Regions from separate parts of the Mus musculus genome. Here region 1 is linked to region 2. The links are chromatin loops, found by intact Hi-C in ENCODE. Cell type or tissue: left cerebral cortex. All regions are shown on one strand. Links, peaks and the distances in the headings refer to the core of each region. The heading gives the core; the rest is flanking DNA. Region 1 overlaps Dock1 (dedicator of cytokinesis 1). Region 2 overlaps Dock1 (dedicator of cytokinesis 1).

Region 1 (11,331 bases), core at 4,677-8,676, 57 kb after region 2:
CACAAAGACAGAATATCATATCCAGAAAACCAGTAATACAAAAGAAATAGCCTGAATCTGTTCCCAGCACAATTAAGAAATAAGCTTATATTAAAGGAAAAACACATTTGTTTTACATGTTTCAAATCAACCATTGACACATAGCCTCTGGATAACTGTGGGATGCAGGCCCACAAGACTGATATGCTGTGATATTCTTTTTTTTTTTTTTTTTTGGTTTGGTTTTTTTTCAAGACAGGGTTTCTCTGTATAGCCCTGACTGCCCTGGAACTCACTTTGTAGACCAGGCTGTCCTGGAACTCAGAAATCCGCCTGCCTCTGCCTCCCAAGTGCTGGGATTAAAGGCCTGTGCCACCACCGCCCAGCAATGCCATGATATTCTTAAAAAGGCTTTTGATAAGTTCATCCATATGAACTTAGCAGATAGTCAGCAGGAGTAAACACCAGCTCTTAGAAAGAACACAAGTGGTCAATACAATGCCTCCCCAAGAAAATGGGCACTAAGAACTCACAGTTGCACGGTCCAGGATGGTGGTCAGTGGACACGAAGCCAAATTGTTGCATCCAAGGGGTAGACTTTATAACAACTGGATTTAATTTGCTCATTATTTGAGACTCTTATCTGTGTATACGCATATTCCTTCCCTCTCCCCCATCACCCACAATAACTCCCCTTCCTACAGGATATCATCTGTCCTTTTATGATGTGACTGGCCACCATAGGCTTGTATGATTGAATATATGATTCATGGGTCATGGAACGTTTGGGAAGATTAAGAAGTTTGGCCTTTTTGAAGGAGGTGTGTCCCTGGGGAGTGGGCAATGAGGTTTTAAAAGCCTATATAAAGACAGCATCTCTCTCTCCCTGCCTCCCTCCCTCCCTCCCTCCCTCCTTGCCTCTCTCCCCCATCTTCCTGCAGATCAGGACGTAAGCTCTCAGCCCCTCCAGACTTGCCCGCATGCTTCCTGCCCTGATAATCATGGACTAACCCTATGAAACTGTCAGCAAGCCTCCAATTAAATGCTTTACTTTATAAGACTTGCCTTGGTCATAGTGATTCTTCATAGCAATAGAACAAATGACTAAGACACTAAGTCAATTAGCACTTTCCATTTGCGCATAGGTGTGCAACATTATTGGACCAAAGAAAACCTGCCAGTGACCATCCCCTTAAAAAATGTCTCTCTCCAGAAGCTAACAATTTTTAACAGACCCTCAGTAAGGGGTGGGGCCTGGAGAGCATCTCCCCCATTAATAGGAGAACTGTGATTGACTATTAATACGACAATACCAACCTTCTATGTAAGGTGGATCCACTAGTATAGTAGCAGCAGCGCTGCTATGCAGTAATTAACTGCATTCTGATTAGATTTCAGGATTATTCAGCAGGAAGGAATTTCATGCCTAGCACTGTATTCTGGCCAAAAGTCCTTGGCTGTGTAGGTAACAAGCCCTAGGGCAGATTCTATTACTATTTTGCTAAATGGTCATCTTGTCAAACTGCCTTCGAAATGTGTATGTTTACAACCATAGAGCTGGATTTAATTTTAATAAATGAATTGCAAGTTCAGATGTTTAAAAGTGGTGTTTAATCTAGTTACTGCAAACAACTGTTAAGAAAAATAAATCGTATTATACATTGAAGACTAAAGATCCAGGGTCTCAGATAGAGTACGAATTTAGCATTTAAATTGTGCTATCAGTCACAACACAATGAACTTCTCAGACTCGGCATGGATAAAAGAATATAAAGCAAGGCATTAGTGAGTTTTAGATAGAATTCAGACTGCAATGACATTCTGGATAAAATATATGACTGACTTACATTGCTTCAAACTACATTTGCTGAGGACTAGGGAATTTAAAATGATATCCAGGGCTCATCGTCTATGTCTGTGGGAAGCACAGGCTAAGGCCGTAAGAAAGCAGATGAGGAGAAGCCCCTCCAATTCTTCACTTTAATGAATGAAGCTAGCTCAAGGCCACAGCTTTCAGACCACTCACCCTATCACAGGAGGGCCCAGGCCTTCTTCATACCTGTCAGTACCCACTGGAGGCATAACAGCAAAGAGCATAGCTGCTATATTTTATTCTGCCATATTCAGATATCAAGGATGGCAACTCATCCCAGAACCCAGGCCAGGGGAAGGCATTGCTATGGACCCACATTCTATACAAATTGCCATGAGGGTGACACCAACCACCTTCCATGCACTCCCTTCGCCACGTTCTGTGATGGTCACAGACTCCAATCATTCAACATCTGCTCATCTGCAGCTGTGAGGGCCAAAGCCAGGATGATTAATGCTCTGGTAATGGGCACAGAGTAAAAAATATTAATCTTTATAAAAGGTATTCAACAGGCATCATCGGCTTATAAATGTCCAAGCAGAATATCCGTCTATAACCCCATTACAGCTCTACATTAAAATAAGACACAAAAATGAGAATGAATTTGTCCATTTAAAGCATTCATTTTTATGAACACTGAGTAATGTGCTTCTTAATTTTTAGTTCGGTCACATTAAACAAATGATCCATAAAGTGCATTTAATAACCTTGTGTGTGCTGCATAGAACCGAAAGCCAGAATAACACTTTTAATGAGAATTAAACAGTAAGAGCCATATTAATGGGGAATGCTTGCTATTCATCTTTTATAGACAATCATCTTGTTTCCCTACCATTTAGGAACCCTGTGCCCGTGTTTCAATATGTTCAAGTGATTTCCTCCATCTACACGAGTCTTTAAGCAGCAGCGGCTCAAAGACTCTATCTGTCCTAGAAGGGGTCGCAGAAGCCATCTACTGATCTCCAGACTGTCCAGATGCAGGAACCTGGAACATGGTGACAAATACAGCCAGCAACTGTACTGCTAAGCAAATGCTGAGCAGGCATTAGCCACCACACTCCCAAGTCAAAGAACTTGGTGATAAAAGGCCCGTGCCTGTGCACACCCATGTGGGTATGGATAAATGTCAAGTACAGAGCCACTTCCTCCAAAGTCATTTGTAAGTAAGAAGTTACGAAGCTTGCAGTGTCAGAAGAAGAAACTACCAGCAAGCCACCGTTTTGGAATGTTGTTTGCAGATCTGCAGAACTGAGCATATACAGATATCTAGTCCAACATTTCCATTCCTGACAGCTGGGCAGCACCTCGTAAAGTATTCTGGTCAGAACAGTGCCACTTGCTTGTGTGCTAAAAGGATCAGAGATGTGTCAATCTGTGATTCAGCCTTGAGGTACCTAATGTCATGGAATTTTAATTGAGAGGATGACAGAGCAAGTAAGAGGCTTTGGAAATTGGAAAGACGAGCAGAGAGGCATGAAGACTGTTAAACAATGGGGAGCAAAACTCAGTGGGTAGTGACAATTGCTACCCAGTCTGATGACCAGAATCCCATCTGCAAGGCTCACAAGGTTGAAAGAGGAACCCATGCTTACAAGTAGTCCACATACACACTGTGGCATGCATGTGTGGGCACACAGAGAAGGATAAATAAATGTAAAATAATACATTTTAAAACCTGGCCAAATATATTACTCCTGTGTTTGGGCATGAGACCTTGCATAGTAGAAGAAATGTTTGTGATGAGCATTAGGCAGTAGACCCTCTTAACCTTTGAGACTGGAGAAGTACAACAGAATAGTAGACGTTCTACTGGAATTGCTGTAGGTATGACGTCTCCTTAGGTGATGGGAAAGAAAAACCAATGGAAAGGCTACAAAATGAGTCCATGTAAATACACGCGCGCGCGCGCACAAACACACACACACACACACACACACACACGCACAAAGCCTAGACTGAAATAGAACAGAAGGAAAGATTGTGTGGAAAATATGGTCATGTGAGCAGTCTACTGTCTAAGTAAAGAGAAGCAGGTCAAAGAGGAAGCCTGTTGATTTGACAAGGAAGTCTACAATTCTGCTTCCCTGAGGAAAGATTCTCAACATATAAGAGAAGAAAATAGACACAGGATCCATGGTCTGGAGGTGATGGGTAGGGTGGTGCATGCTGCTGGCTGATCTAGTAGATGGCCAGACACAGCACTTAGTCAGAGTCACATGCCACTCTTGGTGGCGCTAGCAAATAGAGATGAGTGTTAAGAAATTGCAGATGAAGGCAGTTCACTCTGGAGGAAGGTCTGTGCCCTTAGCAATAGATTTATGTAATGGCTGTTGCAGGGTAGAGTCATGACACAAAATCCTGGCAGGTGCAGACTTTCCACTGGTCCAGGACAACATCTGATAACAGTAAGAGCTAAATGTTCAGGCCTAGACAGAATCAAGCGTTCCATGTACCTAGTGATAGCATGATTAGGTACAAAACAAATGAGGACAGCCAGTTCTTAGACTGCTCTTCCTACATCTAAATACAAGAACAGAAACAGGAGCCTGGCAGCAGTGGGCTCAAAGTAGGGTCAACAGAGGCTAATATGTAGATTAATAACACCATAAAGAGTTGATGGCTCTAGCAATCTGTTCAGAAACTACAACCCCCACTACTGCCACCCCCACAGAAAGAGAAGAGAAATACTATTAAAACCCCATAGACATATAAGAACACTACCATATGATTTATTTATGCTTAATTTACAGATGTGGTCATTTATCCATTTATTTGTAATTTTTTTCCTTCCTTCATATAGCGTTGAAGAAAATTCAGCTTTCAGAGAGAATTACTCATGCAGTGGGCGTGAAACAGTTTTAGGAGTGTGCAGATGATGGATCTGAAACAAGCCAGAGCCTTAATCAGCACCACAGTGCTGGACAGCTCCCTGCCTGGGCCTCTGCTTACATACAGGGCTTCTTATTTAACTCTGACACCTTCATCTGTACATTGAGTTAATTAGTCTTTGCCAACTCTACATTTGTATGTTTATGACTCTGCAGTCTCTCAGAGGAATCAAACTTGCTAACTAAAACTCCTGAATATGTGTTAGGTGATCTATAAACTATGGTGGACTTCAAATGGGTATAATTAAGGAACTCCTGTATTCAATAAGCTATTTCTAAAAGTGTGTACTGCTGTAACAAGTGGCCTCTGGACAAACACATATAATGAAAGACACAGAGAGAGACCTACAGAGCGAGGGATGGAAAAGGTATTGGGTAACAGATAAAGATTGAAAGTTTCCTTGAGGCATGGGGGTTGGGAGGAAGCTTGAAAGAGAATGGGATGTTTATATTCCAGCATTATTTAAAAGAGTTAGTTTTCAGGGTTCGCAGCTGGCAACATTCATTAGAAGTCATCAGCACAGCTATCTAATTAAAGTGTTCCAGAATGCCTTATGAGTGGGACATTAACTGACTGTGGCAAAATTAGCCCCAACCCCTATTTTTCCTCTGTGTACAACATCTATCAAGTTAACAAAACTACTGGAGAATAGTTCAGGGTTTAAGATTTGGCTTTTCACAGTAGAAAAACTCAATAAGTACTGTTTTGATCTGTTGGTAGATGAAAGCATTAAAACAATATGTTTTATTACGTTCTGAATACACAGTTTCTCGTGTGTATGACCTAACGCAGCAGAAATAGATGAACAGGGCAGTTTTTAGAGATAGATGCTTTCTATGTAGGGTCTGGCTACTGTGAAGGGCACTCTGACTTCACTATTTCCTAATCTCAAAGTCCTGTTAAGTATGTGGGCATGGCCCAGGGCCTTCGAAAGACTGCTATAACGAATGCTTCCACCATTAGCAAAGAGTTTTACTCTGTTTGATCACTGAGAGAATTATTCACCTTGAAAAGAAGAGTGAAACACATCATTTAAACTCCCTTGCCCTGCATTTTAAAGAGGCTTCCTATTATTCAGAACTTAGGATACATGAGTTTCCACAGGGCAGGTGAGCACTGTTGGACAAGGAGTCTGCCCTTAGTTTGATTTCCGTAGCTGTGATAAAAGACTCTGTCAACATGGAACCTGGAAAGCACAGGATTTATTTAGATTACACTTGCAGGCCACAGACCATCACTGAGGGCTCAGCGACAGGAACTCAACGTAGACTTGCTTGCTATTCTACCCAGCATTACCTGGAACCAGGGTACCCAGCTAGGATAGGGTCTATCTGCTAAAGGGAAGGAAGGAGTATAAGACCATCAGGCTCCCTTCCCTGTCCTGCTCACAGCAAGAATCCAGCCACCAGGAAAGCAATAGCCACAAACAAACCAAAGCCCTGCCAGGAAATAACAGGTTTACAACCACCAGGGTATTAAAACACTACCAATACCAAAACCTGCTACTACACTCTAAGACAAACATGGTCAGACGTGACTCATCCGATCTCACACTCCCCTCTAAAACCAAACAAGCACAGATACAAGAAAAAACATGGATCAAGCTGTAAAATGAAACCTGTCAATCACCTAGGTCCCTACCAGGGTGGGGAAATGGAAAAGCTATGTCTGGGAAAACAAGGAAACTATTCCGTGTTAATCAGAACGCTTCCCCACAGTCGAGGATCCAGAAGAGCAAGTATGAGTACAAGGAGAAAGTTCCAAAAAGAACCTCCATTTTGTGAAGCCCCCCTGCAAGCACAGGGAGTCCTCTTGACTAGGTTACACAGTGATGCTAGCCAGGTGGACTCACTCCATTCCAATTCCCATACCATCAACATAAAAACAGTTGGGTGGGCATAAATCCCACACTCAGTTCCGACGTTTGATTTAATTACACTAGAACTTTTCATTTCTGTAATAGGATTTAAGCTTTAATTTTTCCCAGCTTTTGTCAGATATGTGGGCAACAACATAATCACATGGGAACAAAGCCACAAATGCACAAATTATGAGATGTCAACCTTTCCCTCTCTTTGTATCTTGCTTTGAAAATCTGCTCGCGCCACACCACAGATGATATTCAAGAGTCATCACTCTGCGCAGCACATAATCTGTTTAGCCAGCTTTCAAGTAGGCAAGTCACATCAGAGACCAGGCTCGGAAGCCATTACCGCCCATTCATTGGCTCTCATGCACAGCATGTTAATCAGCCCAAGGCCCTTCACCTCGGCATAGGAGCAAAAACAGGACATCCAAGGCAGATGATGGGGGATGGGTGGGGCAGGCCAACATAAGAACTAGACCTAGACTACATCTTCAGTCTGGAACAATGTCATTCACTGGGTAATTGCTATCTAGGCACACACTGTATAGTCTGAAATTAGCTTCAGAGTCTGACTGTGAGCTCACTATTATTGATGCTGGGTAGTGGGGATATAAGTATATATTCCAGCCTTCATTCTACGCTTTAATGTTCTGGTAATTTCCTCCCTTTTTTTCCCACATGAAAGTATACTGAACCCAGAGGCAGGTCCATCCTCCCATATGGGGCTTGACACCATGAAATCCATAAGCCAGAACAGAATACAACAGAGAAGAAGGCTGGCCTCCAACGCCAGTTCATATAGCACAACCTCCTGTGACAACCTATCTATCACTCGTTGTAACCCCAACACCCCACCACCACCACTGGGTATATCTTCCCTTTCCCTGTCTATGAATGGGAGACGTGGTGAGAGAAAGCGGGAAACAGCCTGGGTTTCACTAACCTGAGCCCCCAGGAACTTGTGTGTGAGAGTCCACAGCTCACTCTGGTAAAGCAAGGCTGCTGTAGCTATGTACTGTCAAGTTAACACCCACAGGCATGCTGACCACAGGACCAGGCCAGACTTTAATGGCTGGAAACACAGCCCCTCTAGTTATCTGTACAAATATGTTTCTTGCTGCGAAACACCCCAGACAAGAGAGTGCTCATACATCTTCCACATGATAGCTTAGCTTAAGCTGGCACTGAGTACAATTCCTGGCTGGCAACAGGTATTAATTATCACAATCCCTTGCGAGTGTAAATCTGTAAGTACGGCAACCATTCCGAGAAACCTGGAACACATCTTCAAGACTGCTTGAAGCTGTTTTCCCAGAGAACAACCCTAATTAGTGCCCAAAGTGAGTCATTTTCTTGTTCTCAGCTTGGTTCAGAACTGGAGGTGATTTAGGCTGAAGCCCAGCCTTTGCCCTGGGGCTCCCACAGTGACCTCGAGGATTCTATCACTATTGCACTGGGAGCATGCCACATACGTGCAGCACATTCCATAGAGTGGGTGGCAAAGCCAACTTCTACAAAGTTCTAAGGATCAGGACCCAAGACGGAGAAGAAAGCATGAAAACCGTAGCTGCCATATCTCATCCGAAAATGGCTTGACTTTAAATATTTATACAAATGTGGCACGGACTACTTTATAAAAGTAATGGCATCTTTGTGAGAATAGACCAGCCAGAAGATTTCAGCTGTTCATCTTTTCCAGACAAGGAGAGAAGACAGCAGTTGGCTGCTTGGGAGGGCAGAGCCTGCAAATGAGAAAAATGGTGTCGTTCTGTGCTCTCCCAACACAGAAAGATTCTTACCACCAAAACCCATAAATGGGGGAATTTTCATCTTGGTCAAAGCATTCGAAAAGGTTTGAGGGCAGCCACTCAGTGGTCAGAACACTTTTAGGAAGCGGAGTCTAACATAGGCAGCAGATGCTGATTGGCTGCAAGGTGAGACGCTCCAGGCTGATTTTGTCCTGGGCTACAAGGTCATTGTGGGTTAAAACACTTCACATATGTCACTTATTAGGCTGGGTACAACTTACTATAGAGATCAAAATTCAAGGCAGGGCTGGGAGAGATGGCTCATTCAATAAAGTGCTTGCCTTGCCTGCACGAGGACCCAGAGCCCACATGAAAAGCTGGGCATGGCCACAGGTGCCTAGCAAACCCAGAGCTAGGAAGACAAAGGCAGGAAGGTACCTAGGGGCCAATGACAAAATGTAATAAAAGAAAAAAATTTCATATTTGGTGAGAAACTGTATCAAAGGTAAGGTAGAGAGTGATGGAGAAAGGTGTCTGATGCTGACATTAGCACTCATATACATGGATGCATGTGCACATGCACACACTCTCACACACTCACACACAGACCTTAGAACACATATACACAGATGGATGTGCAAACACTCACACACACACACACACACACACACACACTCACTCACACACAGGCTTTAGTACTCATATACACAATGCATGTATACACGTACAGACACACACACCTACAGACACACACACATTCACACACACTCAAACACAGGCCTTAGCACTCATATACACAGATGCATGTGTACACATACAGACACACACACTCACACACAGGCCTTAGCACTCATATACACAAATGCTTGTGCACAAGTACAAACTCACACATACACACACACTCACACACAGACAGGCCTTACCACTCATATACACAGATGCATGTGAACATGTACACACACACACACACTCACACACAGGCCTTAGCACTCATATACACAGATGCATGTGTACATGAACAGACATACACACAAACACACACACACACTCACACACAGACAGGCCTTAGCACTCATATACACAGATGCATGTGCACACGTACAGACACACACACACTCACACACAGACAGGCCTTAGCACTCATATACACAGATGCATGTGTACGCGCAAACACACACACACAAACACACGCAGACCTTAGCACTCCTATACACAGATGCATGTGCACATGCACATACACACTCACACGCAGGCCCTAGCACTCATATACACAGATGCATGAGCACACGTTCAGACACACTCACACACACACTCACACAGACACAGGCCTTAGCACTCATATACACAGTTGCATGAGCACACGTTCAGACACACACACAGACACACTCACACACACACACACACACACACACACACACACTCACACACACACACACATCTTAGCACTCCTATACACAGTTGCATGTGCACACGTTCAGACACACAAACACACACATTCACACACATACAGGCCTTAGCACTCATGTACACAAATGCATGTGAACACGTACACACTCACACAACACACAAACACACTTACACACAGGCCTTAGCACTCATATACACAGATGCATGTGCACACTCACACACACTCACACACAGGCATTAGCACTCATATTCACAAATACATGTGCACACATACAGACACACACACCTACAGACACACACACACACTCATACACAGGCCTTAGCACGCATATATACAGATGCATGTGCACACATACAGACACACATTCACACTCACACACACACACACTCACCAGAGGCCTTAGCATCTTATACACAGAAGCATGTGTGCACGTACAGATGCCTGCCCGCACATACACACAGCCCTAGCACTCATATACACAGATGCATGTGTACAAGTACACACACACACACACACACACACACACATATGCACTCTCAGGCCTTTGCACCTTATATACAGATGCATGTGTACTCACATACACAAGTACACAAACACACACACAGGCCTTTCCACTCATATATACAGATGCATGTGTATATATACACACATACACACACACATGCCTTTGCACTTATACATTCAGATGTATGTATACTCACACAAACTCACACACTAGCCTTTGCACTCATATATACAGATGGATGGATGGATGCACACACACACACACAAACATACACACACACACACAGACTAAAGTATGCCACTATATTTAAAACAATGGATTATTTTAAAGGTTAGTATTAACTCATTTTGAACTCAAATCATCTATACATTGTTTGGTTCAATTAAGACCTAAGACAGTGTATGAAAATGAGACTCGGAAAACAGAAGCGGAAATAAACAGTGCAGCTAAATGGGAAGAGGTAGTCAGGCATCCGTGAGCCAGGGTGAGAGGAGCACCAGGCACAAGCAGCAGGATCCTTCAGGATTCCCAGTAGCTGACGAAAGAGAGAACGTTTTACGGGGAGGAAGGGGGAGGAACATTTCCCGTGAAACAAATCCCTAGGAGAATTTCTGCTTTACATATTTGTTACTAAAGGCTGAATGTTTTAGGTACTTATTCAACAGGAGGCACAAGTTCAGAAAAAAAAAATATCTCCTAACGTATGTAACTAAGGTGTCCCTCACAACAGCACTCAGCGGAGGTCGAGGACATGAGGACATTTCACTGGTACCTCACAGTTGACGCTCATTGCCTACATGGAAACCAGGAGCTTTGGGAAGCGGGATAGAGGGATTCACCCCAATGAAAACCCAGAACTAGCAGATGAGGCCTGAAGGGTGTGAGGGAAGGGTACTTAGACATGGTTGCTTGATGGCTGGGGCTGGGGAGTCAGCCTAGTCAGCAAAAGAGCTTGCTAGACAAGCTGCGGACCCGAGGAAAATATTCCAAAATTCCACAGTAAAAACCTCCATACAGTGGTATGGTTTTTAAATCCTAATACAGGGAAGGTTGGGAAAGGCA
Region 2 (11,331 bases), core at 3,019-7,018:
GTCCCTGGAGTGAGAGCTAGTCTACCTCCCTTCCCCACTGGGAGGATCCATGTTCAAGAACAGCTTATCCTCTTCCCTCTTTCCCCCACTCCTAGGAGCCTAATGCACAGGCGTTCCCATAGCATATGGAATAAAATGTTGACCCAATTAATCTTGAACTGCAGCCAGCATCTCTGGCTCCAAGGTGCCTCGACCGCAGGAAAGCCACTGGGAAGCCAGCGCTGTCCTGTAGTTCCTCTCTACACTCGTGGGATGGCTTGCTGGCTTTTAGGCTATACACAGTGATGGAAGACGCTAAGGCAGGTAGTTTCCCCACAGTCCCACCTGTCAGAGGACCAAGGCACACATACCATACCACAGGGACACATATGAATCCTGGGAAGTATGAGACATTTGGCGGTGGCAGAATAGAAGCAAGTCTTTCCCATCAGCTGATGAAACCCCAGACTTCCTGGACACTCTAATCACAGAGCTCAGGGCAAATCGATTGGATTATAAATTCAAACCAGTGGCAATTTTCTTCTTCGTGGTAATGAATACTGGCATGATCTGTTAATTCTCCCGAGCCCTGTGAGCATGTCTGTACATACAAGTACTTATGTGGTGAGCATACACCTGGACATACAAGCGCACGTGCGCACACACACACACACACACACACACACACACACACACACAATTATAACTTTAAAATTCAGCTCTCCATCAACGTGATCAAAGAAGGCCTTTGGGGACTGCTGGTCCCCAACGTGATCCTTTCGGGGGGGTTTCTCTGAGAGGGGGTTTACACTTACAAAAACCTGCTGATAGGATGCTTAAGTGGAAAAGTGTGGTGGCAGCATTGGGCCCCTCCTCTCCACTGTCACCCTCAAATCAACTGTGTCCCTCTTGACTGTCACCCTCAAATCAACATGGGAAAGACACTCTCCCTAAAGGCAATGTTTTGGTACAATAGCGACCACTTTGCTTTGTTTCTACCCAGGAAAACTTGGTAGGCCATTTTCTTTCCCTTAACATTAGCTCCTGTTTTGTGGAGATATTAAACCGTCCTTATAATTACTATTTTAATGGTCACAGCGAGTGAGCATACACCATCATTTACTTGATTGTTTACCTATTGTTAGACTGTTAGTAACTTCCCTTTCTCACTCCTTCAAATTGAACTGAACATTTTTTTTTAAGTCTATGCTATTCATTTAAAACAGTACAGAGACAGATGACAGGGCATTGCTAATCTAAAACTACAGGGTTTATATATTTACAACTCATATTTGATTATGAAACTTAATTTGGGAGAGTAATTAAGACATTTGTATTCTATACAGCTCTCCGGCATCTAGATCTGCCCGAGCTAGGCAAGCCCAACCATGACTTGCCACTTTCCTAAGCATTGCCCCATGAAATCCAATATACGTTATGGACTTCCACTGCTCTACAGATAAGAGACTCACCCAAAGGAGCAAAACCTCTAGCTCTATGGCGTAACTTACCCCAGGACGGCATTTTATAAACACTATTCAAGTGTCACAGTCGATTCAAACTTCAGAGCAACCCTTAGTTTATATACCAATGTCAGGCATGTTCCAGGACTACTGGAGGTCTTCCATGATCCACAACTGATAAAGAATATTGGAATACCAGGAGAGTGACTAATTCATGTTTCAGATGCCCGATGCTTTATTATTGTTATTGTTGCTGTTGTTATTAAGAAAGGGCCTTACCAAGTATCAATGGATAGCCCAAAACTTGTTATGTAGACTAGGCTGGCCTTAAACTTGCAGTGATCCTCGTGCCCCTGGCTCCTGCATTCTGGAGTTGCAGGGACATGCTACTGTGCCTGGCCTAGCTGATACTTTTTGAAGTCTACTATGCCAAAAGACAGATTTTTCTGCTCAGGGTATTTCTTCCATGACTGTTATTCAAAGGGACTCAGGGTGCAGACCACCAGCTGTGCCCTTCATATAGTCCCAGTCTAGCAATGGAGCATTGCCAGCAGGCAAGGGTATCCTGAGGGACAAATGAGAAGATGGGAGGGAAAGGCACAGGCACAGGCTGGCATTTGTTAGCACAAAGAATTGTATGCATGGTCTCTAGACTCTAGAGAGATGGCTCAGCAGTTAAGCGTATGTACTCATGTTGCAGATGACCCAAGCTTGATCAGCCTCTATGACAGGCAACTCCCAAAGTCCTCTCACTCCTGTTCCAGGGGCTCCCATTGCCGATAACCTTTTTAAGTATCTCCACTCAAGTACATATACATGTAATTTTAAAAGACAATATAAATAAAATCTTCAAAGCTGCCCAGCAGGCACAAGGCTCTAGGGCCAGCCCCATTTATTTATTCGTTGTCACTGTTTTCACTAATAGGAGAATTGTGTTTTACATACTTAGTAACTCAGTAAAGCATGAAGAGTTTTGTTTTTTTTTTACTATTTTGCTTTTACCACCAGCAATTAATCCCTCTGATTTGTTTTATGAGTCTGATGGTTGGGTCTAGCACTCAGCAAACCAGTGGAGTGATGTAAGAAAATTATTTCAGTTCAGTTCCTGGCAAATCCTGATGATGAATAGTGAGGCAGGACAAACCTACTCAGACACACATTTTTCAGGACTGGCAGGGAAAAGGCTGAAAAATTACTAGTAAATTGCTTTTTGTAAAAATGCTCTCTCTTTCAAATTTCCCCTAGTCTGAAGGTCTCCTTCAGAATGATGGCACAATACATTCTGACACACCTAGATGGCAACAAAGCCAAAGAACAGACGCAGAAAACAATGAGGGTTGGGATTTAATTTTCTTATTAAGTCCCCAGTTTCCAATACTCTTGCCCACATCAACTTCTTCTGAGAATGTGCCTTTTACCCATTGGGATAAGCGTCTCCGAAAGATAGCGGTTATCTGTGCTGGGAGGCTTCCCTGCCCCACCCTCCAGGCATAATCCCCTCCTCCAATATATGAGCTTTGAAATTCATGTTATCATGTCTCTGGTCCATTCTATTCCTATTCCTCCTCTCTAAAACTGTCCCGAAGGCTGAGTTTCAGATTCCAGAGGCCTGCAGATATCCCCAGCACCTACTTGAAATCCTTGATTCTGAGGACGTAACTCTGGGCCAGTGGCATCTGCCTTGGAAATATATGGTTGGAAAGGCTAATGCAGGATTGTCACGGTGGTGAAACTCACTTGGCAACATGGCTGGTTGACACACTCAGAGGAAGACATGCTTCTCTTCTGTTTGGGAGAAGCCAGGACTACTGCTGCTGGCTGAGGCTGCTGAGAGTTCTGCATTCCCTTCCACCATTAGCAGGTCATCTGCCTGATGGAACCCTGGAGCAGCCACAGAGTAACCCTGGTCTATAATCAGAGAGTGCAGAGATGACTTTAGGGTATCTCCAGATATAACTACCCATTAGTTTTCAGCATTATTATGAAGAATTGGTCATTGGACTTGCCTCTGAGTCTTCCATGCTGTAAACAACTGTGGGTTCTTGTAAGGTGGCAAAGATCAGTGTAGCCAAGGTGTAAGCCACTGCAGAATAGGTCATGTAATGACCCTAAGTCATGGGCTTGGGTTCTCTCTCTTCTTCTCCCTCGGCAAGCCACGATGCCTATTGGCTTGGAATACTGGCTAAGGATTAATAACAGGAGAGGCATTAGACCTGTATGTTGGATATGTAGATCTGTTGGCAACACTGTGAGCTCAGTGTTTGGTGGGACAGGGCCTTCCTGGGCTTTCTCACCTGCTGTGTAAGCTTGAACAAGTGGCACACCATACTTCTGTGCCATAGGAATGGTGACACCAACTTCTGTCCTCATGTGCATTTGCCTCTCTGCAAATATCTCCACTGCCATGGTATATCCCAAGAGTCTCCCCCAGGTCTCTGGTCAAGGCTCTTGCCTACACTACTACCCCTGTCACCATCGCTACTGGGACAGCACTTCTGCATCAGTGCAGAGCTTGAGTTCTGTTGACCCTGGGCTGGATAACCAGTTTTTACTGACCTTGGCTCATCTCTGTGTCTTTGCATCCCTGGACACTTGGGCTTGAACAACTGAACCTCTCGTATACACCCACATCCATCAAGCTGACAACTTTATCCTCAACTGTCAGGAGTCTGGCAAAAGCTACTCACAAACAGCATCACCATAGCTCTGTCTTCTGTTTGCTTTTGTTTTGTTAGACCCAGAATTGAACCGAAGGCCCCATATATATTATGAAAACATTCTACCACATTTTGAAACAAGGGTCCCTAAGCTGTCCTGGCTGCTCTTGAACTCACTCAGTAGCCAACTGAGCCTTGAACTTGTGATCTTCCTGCCTCAGCTTCCTACATAGCTGGAGTCAGAAGTTTGCACTGCCAGGACCAGTTTCCTTGTATCCCCTTGCTTCAAGTGCAGCTCCCAAGAAAGTTCTTCCGTATGCATTAAGCAGCTGTGAATCTGCTTATCTAATAAAGGGAAGGCACTTACCCTCCTGGTATTCCCCAGAGAATCATTGGCCACCTGCATCTCTTTAGCTGCATTTAATAGCTCAGCCCAAGATGAATCTTCATGATTAACAAAAAGCCTCCTGATTTTATTTTCTTTCAGCTTTTAAATGCTAGAACAAATACCATTGTTGTCCGCCACCCCCACCCCCACCCCCACCCCCACGGGGTTGTGATCAAAACACAAAATTTTATTCTAGAATGAATAATTTATTTTTTCAAAGTAATTTCCAAATACCATCTCCATGAAATCATAGAAGAGAGATGGTATTGCTGTTTTTGTAGACTCAGGGAAACCCACGGAATGTTCATGACTGACTTTTCTGGAAGCCACACTCCCCACCATGACTTATCACCAGAGATATATCCCTGTGCAGGAGTATGGTTGGCTCCCCATAGAGTCCTTGTTGACTGACCCTAGTTACTACCTACAAGGGCATCCCTCTATGTCTGTTTGTCTGCTCAGACATACAGGGACCTAGAATATTCATTAAGTCTTTAAATCTGTTAGATTCCAGTAATAGATTAATCACGTCATCCTTTAAAAAAAAAATAGTAGAAATCCTAAACTAAATAAGTTGCATTTGGTAAACCATCTGCCTACGGAGCAGAGACACACATGTAAAAAGATAATTTGCAAATCTGACGCGGCAGAGTTGTTGGGCTGCTTGATGAATATAGTAACACAGGTTTGTCTAATGGGGAAACAAGCATTACTATCAAACGAAAACCAAGTGTATCCCACATGGAAAAAGTAAGCAGGCTTTAATATCGAGAAGCAGTTCACGCTGTGCCTGCCAGCAACTCCCCGCCTGTCTGATTTTCCTTAACATAAAGGCCGACCTCACCTGTTTAAAAATAATTAGGAAGCCAGCAGCTGTGATTTGGCTGGACGTCCATTCGGCCTCGTTTGCATGTGTGCTTCTGACCCACTGATGCCTCTGTTGCTGTCTCTGCATGCAGGCACCATGGTCAGCAAGGACTCTGGCAGATGCATACTCACGACACCAGAGCGGGAAGTGGAGCCCGCCGCCTGCCTGGCCCTGGAGATGAGATATGCCCTCGACCCTAACCGGCAGATCAAAAAGCGAAACAAAGCTCTGCAGGTGCGTTTTAAGGATATCTGTGAGGCCCAGAATGAGCAGAGAGACACACAGCTGTCTTCGGGACCTCTGGGGGAGAAGCGAGAGGCCAAGGCTGTGTCCTGCAGGGTGGCCTATCGTAAGTATATGACAGTGCCTGCACGCCGATCCATTCCCAATGTCACCAAGAGCACCGGTGTGCAGACCTCACCAGATCTTCGCAAGTGTTACCAGACATTCCCGCTGGACCGCAAGAAAGGCAGTCTCAAAGGCCTGCCGGCTGCAGATGCCTTCAAAAGCCAGAACAATGGGTTTCTAGCAGATTCAAAAGAGAAGAGCGAGGCGGGACCCATGGAGGAGCCTCGGCCTTGCAGTGCAGGAAGGATTCACAAGACCACCGCATTGGTTTTCCATTCCAATGAGCACGTGAACGCACTGGGACAGCCTTCTGGGGTCAACTGTGCAGAGCTCTGTAAGTCTCCAGATGTGCTTGGCTACCCAGAGGCTGTTTTGCAAAACTCTCGGCCTCCCTCTGAGGAGCCCATCCACCAGCTGCAGGGGAGAGCTAAGCTTGACAGGGGCACCCTGGACTCAGAGGAGCCGGCTCCACTCACCCACGGAAGGGTGTTTAAAACCGAGGTCGCCACTGTGTATCCGCCTGCCATCAGTACCAGGGCCCCTGAGCCTGGCTTGTCAAACTCTGCTGCTGCCAGCCAGTGGTCTCTCTGCCCTGCAGATGAGGAGCAGAGGCGAGCCGCCCACCTCAATGGGCTACAGGCATCCACAGGCTCTGCTGTGGCCTGCTCAACCCCGGTGCAGTACCTGTCCCCAGAATGTAGCGAACAGCCCCTGCAGAACCAGCCTAGCCCCACAGCTGGGATAGGGGATGAAGAACACCAACAAATTGTGCCTCACACAGAGGTGGTAGACCTCAAGGCCCAGCTGCAGGTGATGGAGAACTTAATCAGCTCTAGCCAGGAGACCATCAAAGTGCTGCTGGGAGTTATTCAGGAGCTGGAGAAAGGAGAAGCCCATCGGGAAGGGTATGTATGGCCACTGCATCTTACCCCCTGTGGGCTCACCACTTGCAGGCCCATCAGCAGCCCCGATGTCCCAGCCCTAAGGAGTCTAATGCCGGTGGTTTTTGTGTCAGGGCTGCAGTCTGACAAGGGTCACAGGTGTGTTGAAGGCCAGGCTTCCTGGCACACTCGCCTCTGATACTCATTCGTTGGTTAGCATTTACCCATCTGGCCTTGGGTTTCAATCTCTCCCTGTCTATTCAGGGAGCTGATGGGTCTTCCTTGTGATCTTTTCAGATTGATGTTTTCTAGTCTTGCTGAATTGTAATGTGCACGCTGGCTCAAGATATTTAAATAAGAGGCCACTTGCCCCTTCGGAGTCCCATTATAGAAGACAGCATTAGAACAAATCAGACAGCATCGGGCAAAGGAAATGCTAGCGACTGATAAATGATGTCACTGGGATGGGCATTCTGGACCATGTCTCAAGGAATAGACAGTCTTTGGTTTTCATTCTTTTCCAGGAGCACACAGAGGCAGAGCCCCTCTGTAGACAAGCCCGATCTGTAGGTGATTAGGAGGCACCCGCACCCCTGAGTTGTTCTGGGTGTCCATTTGGACTACTAAACAGTCCAGAAATCAACAAGGGCTTGTTGGACATGACCAGCTGCTGATCATCTAAGTTAGAAAACACATCTCCCCCAGCCCTCACTGTCGGCGAGGCTGGCAGAGCTGGTTCTGTGCATCTTCAAACAGTGCTCACGGCTCACCAACCTTTTTCTGATTGGCCAAGCCTTCTCTTGTACAGCCCTTTGGACCATCTAACCCACCCTATGCTCTGGAGCTTGGATGTGAGGCTGTGTTTTCTTGTCTACGTAGCTGGCCCCCTTTATTCTGTGGGTGAAGTGAGCTACGAGTGGTGTGGCAAAAAGAAACCAAGTAATACATTGTCACTGTAGCAGAGCTCACTGGACTCAGAGGATTGCTGTGGGTGAATTAGTCAGTGTTTGCTTTTTGCAAGTAGTGAAGAAGAAACAGCCTCTGCCTTCCAGGGCAGGAGGAAAAGCCAATGCACTGGTTTCATTAGCAAGACACAGAGGACAGCAGGAACCTGTCCTGAACTTTGATATAGCTTGTAATAACTGGATGTCACCAATGCCGGGTGGAAAATGTTGAACTGGATAATGTCTGCGAGTGTCTAGTGTTGGTCTCACTAAACAGTGGTTTTGCATAGGAGAAAGAGGGCCTGAGGAACACTTAGGGTCCCTTATCTGAATACAGTGTTATAAATGCAACCTCATCTGCTGAGCACAAAGGCTGCTACTCAACACTGCCCTGGGCACCCTGGGGACTCTTTGCTGAGCAGAGTGGCTGATAGCCACCTGTGCCTAATGAATCTCATAAACTCAAGTTGACTGCCGTTAGTTACACTTGACCATTCATTTCCCTACTCACACTGACCAGGATTTAAGAGCTTGATAGTGTCACTCAGAAGACAGAGAAAAGGTCTCCTGTCACAGAAAGCCTTCCACTCCAGTATCCCAAAGCTTGCCCAGAGTCCTAGCCATCTTAGGACTTGGCACCTTGAATCAAGGCCAAGGTCCCCTCCCTCACCTTTAAAACCTCTGCTTAGTTCTTCATCCATACAGAACAAGCCCAGGTTCTCAATGCAGATCCACAGTGTGGCAACTTCTCATATCAGGTTCTAGAACACTCATTCGCATCTACCTTAGGGAACTGACTGGCAAACATAACAGGGAATCAAGAAGTTTCAAAATCTAAGGTTACTTTACTTTGATGGTGGCCATTCCCACTCCAGGACCAAGATCATTAATTTAACTAATACTCAAATTTTCCACTTCCCTTGTCTATATGGGGATATCACAGAGGGAAGCAGCCTCTAAGAGACAAAGCAGAAGCTGTGAGATGGAGGTTCCAAGGCGTCTCCAAAGGTTAAAGGGCCAGCCATAGCCAGTTCCACACTATGACACCTATAACAGCTGCGGAGAAGGGTAGTACCTGCCCGTTTCCCTGGTGTAAATACTGCCTTGTGGGGCAATTTCATCAGCTCCCAAATCCTGAGAGTAAACATTGCCCGCTTCTCTGATCACCCAAGCCAAACCCTGATTTGTATATCTTATGGAGGCTAGGGAGGATCGTGTCGGTTGCATCCCAAGTTAGAACATCAGGAGGTGCATTCTCCTCTATGCTCATTCATTTTTAGTCCATGAAAAAATTATATTTTATTTATTTCCCTCTGCGTGTGTTTGGGGGCACAAAGTACAACCTGCAGCCATCACCTCTCTTTCCCCCACATGGCTCGTGGAGATAGAAGTCCCTGGGCTTGGTGGCAGGTGCCTTTGCCCACTGAGCCATCTTGCCATCCATATATGTATCATTACATACTCACTTTGTGTGAAATGACAAATTATTAAAGAGTCCATTAAGCTAAAATATCCAAAGTTGTCCCTAGGAAATAGTCTCAAACCAATGGCTCATTGACTGTGAAAGAGGCTGATGAAGTGGTGGCCCGGTGTCAAGGCTTCTGCTTGCCTGTCTTGCCCAGTAAAGCACTGAGTGGTTCTGGATAGAAGTCACCAGTATTAAGAAGGAGCTCCTAATGGAGGTAGACCCACTGCAGCCATGACTGCATCTATGTGACATATCTTATACCCATAGTCCCATAGTGCTTTCTGGGATATAAATGAGCCTTTGAGAGTCATGGACCTTCTCTTGTGATGCCTGGACAGTGTAAGGGGAAAGTGATGATCTTTGAGCCTGACCCGCAGCCTCTACATATCGTGGACTGTACTTAATATGTAATATCCTTGATGGGGTTTTTCTTTATCTAGTGGCTTTTTCTCTATGGAGTGATGTGTGCTTCGCCAGACATGTGTGCCTTAAGACCCTTCCAAGTTGGTCTTCCTACGAGACTCTCCCATTTATCTCATTTGCTCATAGGTGTGCCTGAAAGGCTTGCGCAGAGAAAGGTCTCTTCATAGGCAACTGAGCTTCAGTTGGGTCTTCATCAAAGTAGGAGTGGCAGAGACTTAAGTAAGGTTTGTAGGAAGCCCCCGTCTATAAGAGCTCACAATGGAGACAGGATAAAAGGGTAGGACCTATGGACAGCGTTGGAAAGGATGCCTTCTGTAAGGAAATGGTTGCACAAAGATTTCCTCACAATCATGCTTTTTAGTCCCCCGTAAAACATTTGGGCAATTCACGCAACTCCCTCTGCTTTATGCAGCACAGGCGGCATTTGCTCACACGGCTGGCGTGAATGCCAAGAATTACCCTGCCTATTTCAGTGTTCTCAGTATTATTCTGGTCTCTTCTCAGGAAGTGCTAGGTCACACAGGCTACCTGCATGACTGATGCTTTTGTTAAAGGTTGAGAACAGGGCAAGCTGGATATGGAATTAAAAACCCAACCAGTTCTTGAAACAGTGGAAATTCCCTGTAGCCACTCTGGGCTTCCTGAGTTGGGCAGTCACTGACCAGCTGCCTGAAGGGCCTCACTGCCCAGGGCACTGCAGCACCAGCAGCGCCCTGTGGGGAGACCACTCCTCCTGCCTCTAAGCTAACCCATCCCAGACACTCTAAAGTAATGGTTCTCAAGCCTACTAATGTTGTGGCCCTTAATATAGTTCCTCACGTTGGGCTGATCCCCAACCATAAGACTGTTTCCATTGCTACTATATTTCTGTAATTTTACTGCTGTCATGAACTCTAATGTAAATATCAGATAGGCAGAATATATCTGGAATGCAACCCCTGTAAAAGGGTCATCTGACACCCTCCCCAAGGGGTCCCGATTCGCGGGTTGAGGACCATTTGATCCAGAAAATTAATATATTCACTCCTAACAGCCCAACAATGCCTTCCAAGGCAGAGAAAACCAGAAACCCACGGGAGAAACTACATTCAAAGATGTTAACCACGAGGTCAAGATGAACCCCGACTATAGCTTCTTCACTGACAGCCCCTCCAAGAATCTCTCTTAGGCTTAGGAAGTGAGGGGCACTCAGGGCATGCCAGGCCTTGCACCAGAGATAATAATAGAAATAATAGTAGGAAGCAGACATGAAGTATGGGGCCTCTATGTCTATACTGAGTCAGAAAACATGTGAGACCACAGATTAAAAGAAGACTTAAGCTAAGGTGACTGACAGCTTATAAGTTCCAGTCACCCCCCCCCAAACCAGTCCCCCCGCTTTTCCCTTCTCCCTCTTGCTCTGGCTACTTGTTCCAGCACCTGCTCGCTCCAGCCCATAGGTTTTCTTTCTTTTTTTTTTTCTTTTTTCTTTCTTTCTTTTTTTTATTTGTTTCTCATTACAGATAGTTGTGAGCTACCATGTGGTTGCTGGAATTTGAACTCATGACCTTTGGAAGAGCAGTCAGTGCTCTTAACCACTGAATCATCTCGCCAGCCCATAAATTCCAATTCCTAGGCAAGGGAACAGTTGCCTGTCAGTGGAATATCCTTCAGCCAGGTAAAAGGTGGCTTCTTGGTGGTTTGAGATTCAGTTCAACCTATTTGGGGCACATAGTGGCTTAACTAACAATTTATTTTACTTAAAAATTAAACACACACACACAAATCCACTCATGGGAATGCCTCCAAGTTCAGGGACTTGGTGAGGATAGCATTATAGTGCTTTCAGGACTTGGGAGATTAAATAATAGAGTTAGCAAACCTCATACAGTGACCTGTAGTAAAGTTTCCTGAAGTTGATTTACCACGTTAC

Evidence for each region. A loop is a pair of places that touch in the nucleus more often than their neighbours do. Peaks named below come from ENCODE experiments on the same cell type or tissue, not always from the same donor. Only the 100,000 strongest peaks of a DNase experiment are listed, where the experiment ranks them.
Region 1: a loop joins it to region 2, with 4 times the contacts of the local background. A loop is called at or near these places in 2 of 42 quality-filtered maps.

Annotation. Positions count from the first base shown.
Region 1 is chr7:134,857,819-134,869,149 of GRCm38, reverse strand. The region is part of intron 25 of Dock1 (dedicator of cytokinesis 1); the gene reads right to left. Among named protein-coding and RNA genes, the nearest start is that of Insyn2a, 75 kb to the left of the region's middle. In left cerebral cortex, for the core only: no CTCF peak of the experiment used is centred there; DNase peaks (open chromatin) are centred at 4,745 and 6,936.
Region 2 is chr7:134,912,920-134,924,250 of GRCm38, reverse strand. All of the region lies in intron 27 of Dock1 (dedicator of cytokinesis 1), which reads right to left. It overlaps Insyn2a (inhibitory synaptic factor 2A), which reads left to right. Exons shown (of 4, transcript NM_001143802.1): 2 at 5,447-6,608. The coding sequence starts at 5,452. Among named protein-coding and RNA genes, the nearest start is that of Insyn2a, 20 kb to the left of the region's middle. In left cerebral cortex, for the core only: no CTCF peak of the experiment used is centred there; a DNase peak (open chromatin) is centred at 5,122.